Regions from separate parts of the Homo sapiens genome. Here region 2 is linked to region 1. Evidence: chromatin contacts called from ENCODE Hi-C or POLR2A ChIA-PET data. All regions are on one chromosome and are shown on one strand. Each heading gives the region's core, a stretch centred on a gene start or an enhancer-like site at or near the end of the contact. The rest is flanking DNA. Distances are from core to core; before and after follow the strand shown.

Region 1 (4,103 bases), core at 939-3,438:
CCACCAAAGGTTCTTGGGTAAACTCTGGAAAGAATTTGTAGAAGGCGGCCGGGCCCAGTGGCTCACCCCTGTAATCCCTTTGGGAAGGATTACAGTAATCTCTGTAAGCGTTTTGGGTGGCTGAGGCAGGCGGATCACCTGAGATCAGGAGTTTGGGACCAGCCTCGCCAACTTGGCAAAACCCTGTCTCCACTAAAAATACAAAAATTAGCCAGATGTGATGGCGGGTGCCTGTAGTCCCAGCTACTTGGGAGGCTGAGGCAGGAGAATCGCTTGAACCCGGGAGGTGGAGGTTGCAGTGAGCCAGGATCGGGTCACTGCACTTCAGCCTGGGTGACAAAGTGTGACTTCATCTCAAAAAAAAAAAAAAAAAAAAGAATTGTGGAACTTACTGCAAGCAGCCAAAACGGCCTTGTGAGCCTTCAGATGGTGTCCGTCCACAATCAGGGTGATGTCAGTAAAGCGGTCCTGCCCTCACTGTTCATTCAGTTGGTCGAGGATCTTGTTATGACGTTCACGGAACTCCTGTAGGTGTTGCATCGTCTCTTCAGCCTCCATGGCTGTTGGGTTGCTCTGCCTCATGCTCTGCCCTCCTTCCTCTTTGTCCCTCAGAGCCTCTGGTTTTGTGCTTTCTCCTCCCAGGGCATAATGTGCCCCACAGCTTTCCCTATCTCTAAACCGTGGCTCTCCCTCCATTTCCCCCACAAGAGCCGGGTGCTGCCTCTGCTCGGGCCCCGCTGGTGCACGTGCGCTCGGTTGGACACACAGGCGGTCTCGGCCTCTTTCTCTACTTTGAAGACTCGGCTGTAATTGTGCTATTAAACTTCTTCCATATTATACTCAAAAGCAATGCTTCATTTCCCCCCAAAAGAAGAAATCAAGTAAGTAAAAACATGTTATAATTTATATAGAAGGGTACTTTGCATTTGTTAAAATGCTTTATAATGGTTCTAATCTTCTTCCTTAAAGAAACCCTGAGAAAGCCTTTCTTTCTCAGCTGTACAGATGGAACAGGTGAGGGGAGGGGACGCAGAGGTGTTGCCCAGAGCTTCTGAGTCCGTGGCTGAGCCCAAATCTCCCAAGGCAAATATGACAAATGTTATTTTCTCCTATTTATAAAGCTCCCTTACAGCTGGAGGGATTTTCTTCTAAATCTACTAAACATTGAAGTACCTAAAAACAATAGTCCCACATTTGGAAACAGACCAAGGGTGTGAAGTTTTAGCTCTTGTTTCTAAGGTTATAACTGACGACCAGACTGGGGTTAATTATGCACCCAAATGATAGTGTTTCCTGCCAAGGACATTCTGATTCACTGCTTACCAGATCAGGTAATGCTGGTGGCTAAGCTCCTCCACCAGGCTTTTAGGGTCTCCTAAAGACCCTAAAAAAAAGGAGGTGTCTTCATTCTCACTGGCTCCAGCCAACCCTTTAGATTGCTAATAATTCAAATGTGGAGCATTCAGTAGCAAGAGGATTGTGCGCTCATTTATTCATAGCACTCCTTCCCCAAACTACGTTGGGAGACACATCAATCAGTGTGTTAGGAAGACCTGATGGCTGTGCTGTTCAATATGGCAGCCACCAGCCACATGTGGCCATTTAAATTCTAATTAAAATCAAGTAAAATGTAAAAGCCAGTTGCTCAGTTGCACTAGCAATGTTTTGAGTGCTCAGTAGTGACATATGCCTGGAGGCTACCGTATTGGGTAGTGCAGATATAAAATATTTCCATCACTCCGGAAGGTTCTATTGGACAATACTGCTTCTTAGTGTGTTATGGTGAGTAAGACTTCCCAAATGGTCTTGGTATCTTCTGCCATGCGGGCTGCTGGGCTGCCTCATATCCTTTTTTTTTGGTTTATTTGTTCATTTGTTTTTTTAAGAGACAGGGTCTGGCTCTGTCACCCGTGCTGGAGTGCAGTGGTGCAATCATAGCTCACTGCAGTCTGAAGTTCTGGAGCTCAAGTGATCTTCCCACCTCATCCTCCCAGTTAGCTGGGACTACAGGTGGGTGCCACCATGCCTAATTTTAAAAAAATTTTTGTAGAGGTGGGGTCTCATTTTATTGCCAAGGCTGGTCTTGAACTCCTGGGCTCAAGTGATTTTCCCGCTTCAGCTTCCCAAAGTGCTGGGATTACAGGCATGCACCACGGCACCCGGCCACACGTCATCTCTCACTGTTTCAAAGCCCAGCCCCTTGTTGGCACCATCCCAGGCAATGAGTCTTCCCCAGGGCCACCCTGCCCTTCGTTTTTCTCTAAATTCCCTCACCTTCATGGGAAGCCTCTTCAAAATTAGAAATTTGCAAGTATGTGTAGTTCTGTTAGCTGGGTGAAGCTCTTGATCCCTTGGGTCCCACAGCTGTCTTCTGTCAGCGAGGCTCACACGTCTGTGTCCCTGGTCACAGGTGCGAGTGGGGCACATTCCTCATCCTCTCCACCCCCGCATGCCCTGCCCTCCAGGGGCTCTGTGCCCATGGGCGTTCCCCAGGCTTGCCCACTGCTCTCATCTGTTTCTCACATCTCTGTTTCTCCTCCTGGCCAAACCCTCTACATCTACAGCCGATTGTTTGCTGATTAGAAGCTGTTTATGTACTTAGCAGAAAGAAAACTTGCCATTTCTGAAGGAAGAAATGAGGCAGCAAATGTGCAGGGGAGAACAAGATTAGGCAGGATCAAAAGGCAAAGGCAGGATGCTCACAACAAAGCTGAAAATTATAACCCTGATGGTTCATTCTCGTGGAATTCACTGGCTGCCAGCACACTATGGGTGTAACCGTAAGGCCTGTGGATGATCTCTCTGCCTTCTCCCTGGCTCTCATCTGGTAACATCCTCTCGCAGTGCTCGAGGTCATCGTTAAAACATGAGAGAGAACAACACGACGATGAACTAGTTTGCTTGGATGCAAGTATTTGACCAGTTCTTTCATCCACAAATCTGGAAATAAGTAAATGTATTTTATATTTGAAAAGTATGAGAAATATGGTCTGAAAAATTTCTCTCTCATGCTTTTAAAATATATTAAAATATTTTAAAATATTTTAAATAAAACAAGCAAGAGCACAGAGTTAGGTATATGAAACATCAGTCCTTAGTCACTGTGTTGGGGTTCTCCTGAGAAACAGAATCGGACATACATAATTATATGTGTATATATATATATATATATTTATACACATATATATGTGTACGTGTGTATATAGATATACCTATGTGTATACATGCATGTATGCAGATAGGTATGTGTATAAATATATACATATGTGTGTGTATATATAGAAATATATATATACACATATATAGAGAGATTTATTTTAAGGAACTGGCTCTTGATTGTGGGGGTTGGTAGGTTGGGGCTGGCTAGCGGGCTAGAAATTCTGGGAGGAGTTGATATTGTAGTCGAGTCTGAAGGCAGAGTTCCTTCTTCTTCAGGGACCTCAGTCATTTTTCTTAAGACCTTCAACCGACTAGATGAGACCCATCCACATTATGAAGGGAAATCTGTTTTACTCAAAGTCTACTGATTTAAATATTTCAGTATTAATCACACCTAAAATATATCTTTATAGCAACATCTAGACTGGTGTTTAACCAAAACTGAGCATCACAGCCTAGCTAAGTTGACACATCAAATTAACCCTCACTGTCACCAAACATCTAATTAACAGGATGGCTGAGTGTGTTCATTGGCTCAGGCTGCCATAACACAGTACCACAGGCTGGGTGGCTTCAACCACGGAGATTCGGAGATCAAGATGTGGCCAGGGATCGTGTCTTCCGAGCCTCTCTCCTTGGCTTGTAGATGGCCGTCTTCTCTGTGTGTTTTTAGTTGGTCTTCCTTCTGTGTGTGTCTGTGTCCTAATCTCTTTTTATAAGGACACTGATCATGTTGGATAAGGGCCTACCCTCATGATCTCACTTTAATTTACTTCCTACTTAAAGACTCCATCTCCAAGTACAGTCACATTCTGAGATTCTGAGGTTTAAAATGTCAACGTTTGAAGTGTTGGTGGTGCGGAGGACACAGTTTAGCTCATGACAGTGGGAAAACAGACAATTCCAAGGTGGTAGTGGGTATGCATTGTGCTGAGAAGGGCCGA
Region 2 (4,103 bases), core at 770-3,269, 660 kb after region 1:
TCCATGACTACAGGGTTGCCTGCCAACCAGAGCATATTGACTCCAACCTTTACTGAAATGGAGCTGTGACTTTGCTGGGGAGGGGGCAGGGTTGCATTTTAAAATTAAAAAAACAAAACAAAACACCTGATCTACAAGACAAATACTTTATCATAAGTTTGTCTTGTTATATTTCATTTTTTGTTTAAAAAAAAAAATCAAGCAAAAACTTGTCATTTCCAGTAAGACATTTACATTCCTGTCCAGAGAAAAAACTTGGCCATCACTCAGCTAACATAATGCTTTTTCAAAGTATGTTCACTTAAAGCAGTGCAGGGTAGGTTAACATGGTCACTGTATTTACATTATCAAAAAAATATGTGTATATGTATCAGTTTGAACTTGTTCTTCAAAGTTTCTCCAGTATATTGTCAAAAAAGATAAAGCTCAAGAAGTGGTTTAAATAAACTTTCTGCTAGCTTTCCTTATCAAGCGGGAAAAAAATCTGGTGCCTAGACTAGATTAAACCCGTATTCTGTCTTACAACGCAAAGAATATTCTGTACCTCCTTCATAAGCTTTGCTGCCTGTCTCCCCACTCTCATGACAGTAGGCTTCCTAGTCATCATACTTGTGGTTTCTGGCCTCCTGTGCAGCTTGGGGAAACCACAGTTTACCACTGAAAGAGCTGATGATAAACTGTCTTTGCTACAACCTGTTTAAGTCATGCTGAGCTTCTAGTGTTCCTCTTACCTCTTCCCAGACCCAATGCTCTCTGAATTATCAGAGAGCATTTAGAACCCAGTAAAGGTGGCAGAAGATGATGACCTTTATAGATGCATGGCTGTTTGGCCTGTTGACATAGGTGTCCTGGTGGCAAGAGCAAGGCAAGGTGTCAGATTCTGAAGCTGTCCTAAGCCTAGACTAACACAGTTTGGACGAATATAAAGCAGTAACCTCTGAATCAGCCCAGAGCCTCTCCGGGTTCTCCTTGGACAGAGCGATGGAGAGTCAGGAGAGTCAGGACCGACCTGGCCAGGCACTCCTGCTCTCTAGTCCTTGCCAGTCATCATCTGTCTCCAAGAGGCCATAGGGTTGCAGCCTTTGATTGATTTGCAGAGGCCTATTTGCTGTCTCCGTCAAAAGCCCTGGCTGGTGAAGTGTGACCCAGGATCAGCAAAGGAGGAATAATCCAGTCTGGCCTCTCCCACGGGACCACAACAGAAAACCTACTGGGTGGAGAGAACCCAGCGCTGGGCAAGAAGGAAGCAAACACCTCACTCAAGCCTAACAAGATTTCCTGTTTTCCCCCAAACAGGCACTGTTCTCCATCCTGCCCACCTCCAAACACTAGAGCATCGGGGCAGATGTTTTTGGAACTTGTTAGCCTCGCATCCCTCTAACTCCTGGGAAACTCGCTGGGGCCCTATGTGAACCCCTGGCCTTCCTTTTCCCCTAGGATATCAGATGGCTACAGACTGTGAGGAAGGAATTAGGCAGATGGTGCAGGACAGATCTTCCCCAGCCCCTCCCCCTACCCTTTTAAAAAGTAAGCCATCCCGAGTGGATAGCCTATTTCATCAGAGCTACTACAGCCGGAGCCTGACTCTTAAGACCCTGGAGGTGTGGCGTTTCACCCGAAAAATGGCAATTTCATTCCCCTAAGCAGTTCTGCCCATTTTCCTACTTGATCCCAGGGAATTTACGCCCAGAACGATGGAGACCATGGCGAAAGTTCAACATTCCACACAGGATTCCCCCTTCTCAATCAGATGAAACCTCACCATGCCCACTGCTTAGGAGCCTTCTACATGGCAGCTAACTGCCGAGCCCATAAAAGTCCTATATTGGGGAATAGACATAGCTTTGTGTTCCCCTGAGATGCCACCAGAAACTGCAAGAGAACCGCAGCAGCCCCACTAGGCTCACAGAGAAGAGGAACAGCAAGGCCTAGCTCCAGGCCAGGACAGTGGGACGTTCCCACAACAGTCTGTCCCCCAGGCTGCCCTTCATGCACCCAGCATGCACTGCGCTTTCCAGGCCCTCTTTTCCTGTGGCACAGGAGAATCAGAGTGAGTGAGATGAGCTAACTGGACGTCTGCCAACTGTCTGAGCTTTTGGCCTTTGGCAGTGGAGGGCTGGGTTAGAAAACAACTATAACAAAACTCTCAGCAACTTGAAATGTCCCTGAGTTTCCTATGATATACAGGGGAAAGCCTGTCCTTCCTGGCTGCTTTAATGGATTGTCTCTGAAGACACATCGCTGATGGGGGGCCCCGGGAAGGCCTCTCCTGCAGCCACTGCTCTTTCATACTGGGTCTCAGGGAATCACTCCCATCAGCTGAGCAGTGAACAACAAAAGGAACACGCTGCTCTCACTAGCTACAGCAGATTTTAGTCCCTGGTGGAAATGGAAGCCCAAAGAAGATCGTGGGTGGCCTCTGCAAGGAGTGCCAGGGGCAATGGGCCAGTGTTCCTGCTGACCCCTCATCAGCTGCCCTGAGATACCAGCCTGGACTCGAGTGTCCCCTTCTCTCCTCACCTGCACGCAGGTCCCCTAAGCAGACCTGGTTCACGCACGGAGACCTGTGTGGGTTAAGCCCCCATCTCACGAAGCAAATGTGAGAAAATCCGAATCCAGAACAAGGGGTTCAAGGTTATGAATAACCTGTGCTAATCCCAGAGGCCCCAGGACAGAGTAAGTGGGAACAAACACTGAGTGTAGGGAGGGGTAAGAACATAGAGGGTGGGAAGATGGGTACACGAGGCTGGGGTAGGAGAAGGAAAACTTGGGAGCTGGACTTTCAGGTCGTCAGATCCCACCGAGCCAGGATGTAGCCCTGCCCTCCTTTCCAGCCCAGCCACCTGCTGGAGTTTCACCCCTGCCCGGGACTGCTCTGGACGGAAGGCACATGTGAACACAGCAGTGTGGCATGGTGCAAATGGAATCTTTGTTCTCATCCTGGCTCTGTCACCAAGTGGCTCTGACCTTGGGCAAGTCACTTACCCTCTTCAGGTCTCGGCAATCTCACTGCAGAATGAAGGGATTCCACTAGTTCATCTATAAAGTCCCTTACGTGGCTTTTTCTTGATCTCCCTCATCATCCAGCAGCACTGAGCTCAGGCACTAGTGGGTTATTTTACAAGAGGAATCTGGACAGAATGTGATTTGTTCAGGTTGAAAAGGGAAAAATTAAGGCCCTGGGGGGATTGGGAGGGGACACCCCTCGGAGTTCACTCTCCCTCCCCAGTCTTTCCCTTCCCCATCCAAACGGCACTTGGGGTGGTTGGTCTGGAGCTCTGTGGTGCTGCTGGAGGCCACCGGCAGACCGGACTAGAGGTGTGTGTCTTCCTCCTCATCCAGGTCGTCCTTGGTCAGGTTGTCCAGAGGGACGATCCAGCTGTCCCCCAGCTCCCCGTTGAGGCTGACCACCTTCTTCTCCTGCATCTCAGAAGAGGTCTCCATCACTTCCAGTGTTGGGTTGTCATGGTAACCATTCTCCACTGTCTGCAGCTCCTCTGTTAGCCGCTGCTAGAGTGGGGAAGGTGACCGGTGAGAAGGGGGTTTCAGAGGGCTCTGAGCTTAATACAGCGCATGTACGTACCCCTCCCACTCAGGAGCCCCACTGTAGCTAAAGCAGGCCCTCATTGCTCGCCTGTGGGGCTGGCTGCTCCTGGTGGTCATTCTGGCTCTCAGCCTGCCCGGAACTAGTTGGGAACAAAGACTTGCCCCTCACCCTCACCCTGGTGGCAGAACCTGTGAAGTTAGTGGAGATGGACTTTGTTCTCCAGAGTCCTCTAAGCTCTCTCCTCCCCTTCATCCCTTCCCCCAAAACCTCCTCTCCAGGCACCTACCTCACCTATCATAATGAATGGGAAAAACACTATTAAAAAATGACCTCTCTCGGGCTGGGTGACTGAGCCCTCAAGCCTGGGCAGGATGGGTACGGTGTCTCTAGAATCATCCCTGCGGCAGACAGCAGCCATCTGGCAGAGGCGCTTTCTGTCCCTCTCAAACACAACCTTGAGTGTATGCTAGAATCACCTGGGGAGCTTTTAACAACTACACTGATGGACTCAGAGATTGTTTGAATTGGTGTGGGAGGCAGTCAGGCAAGGGAATTT

Evidence for each region. Hi-C counts contacts between places; a loop is a spot of excess contacts on that map. ChIA-PET counts read pairs that join two places held with the same protein, here RNA polymerase II (POLR2A). Pooled maps may share reads with other maps.
Region 2: a loop to region 1 is called in a map of OCI-LY7, with 2.3 times the contacts of the local background. The contact joins two enhancer-like sites. A Hi-C loop is called at or near these places in 1 of 168 maps with a recorded cell type or tissue (OCI-LY7), 1 of 37 single-sample maps with no recorded cell type and 7 of 50 pooled maps. POLR2A ChIA-PET finds 5 or more read pairs at or near these places in 2 of 52 experiments (OCI-LY7 and activated T-cell).

Annotation. Positions count from the first base shown.
Region 1 is chr7:130,843,168-130,847,270 of GRCh38, forward strand. The region is part of intron 3 of LOC105375508 (a long non-coding RNA gene); the gene reads left to right. It also overlaps the pseudogene LOC100133252. Among named protein-coding and RNA genes, the nearest start is that of MIR29A, 32 kb to the right of the region's middle. Within about 2 kb of position 2,189, at least 5 of the 41 ENCODE cell types and tissues checked have a DNase peak (open chromatin) inside an H3K27ac peak, as active enhancers do.
Region 2 is chr7:131,500,999-131,505,101 of GRCh38, forward strand. It overlaps PODXL (podocalyxin like), which reads right to left. Exons shown (of 9, transcript NM_001018111.3): 9 at 1-3,510. The coding sequence ends at 3,313. Among named protein-coding and RNA genes, the nearest start is that of PODXL, 54 kb to the right of the region's middle. Within about 2 kb of position 2,020, at least 14 of the 41 ENCODE cell types and tissues checked have a DNase peak (open chromatin) inside an H3K27ac peak, as active enhancers do.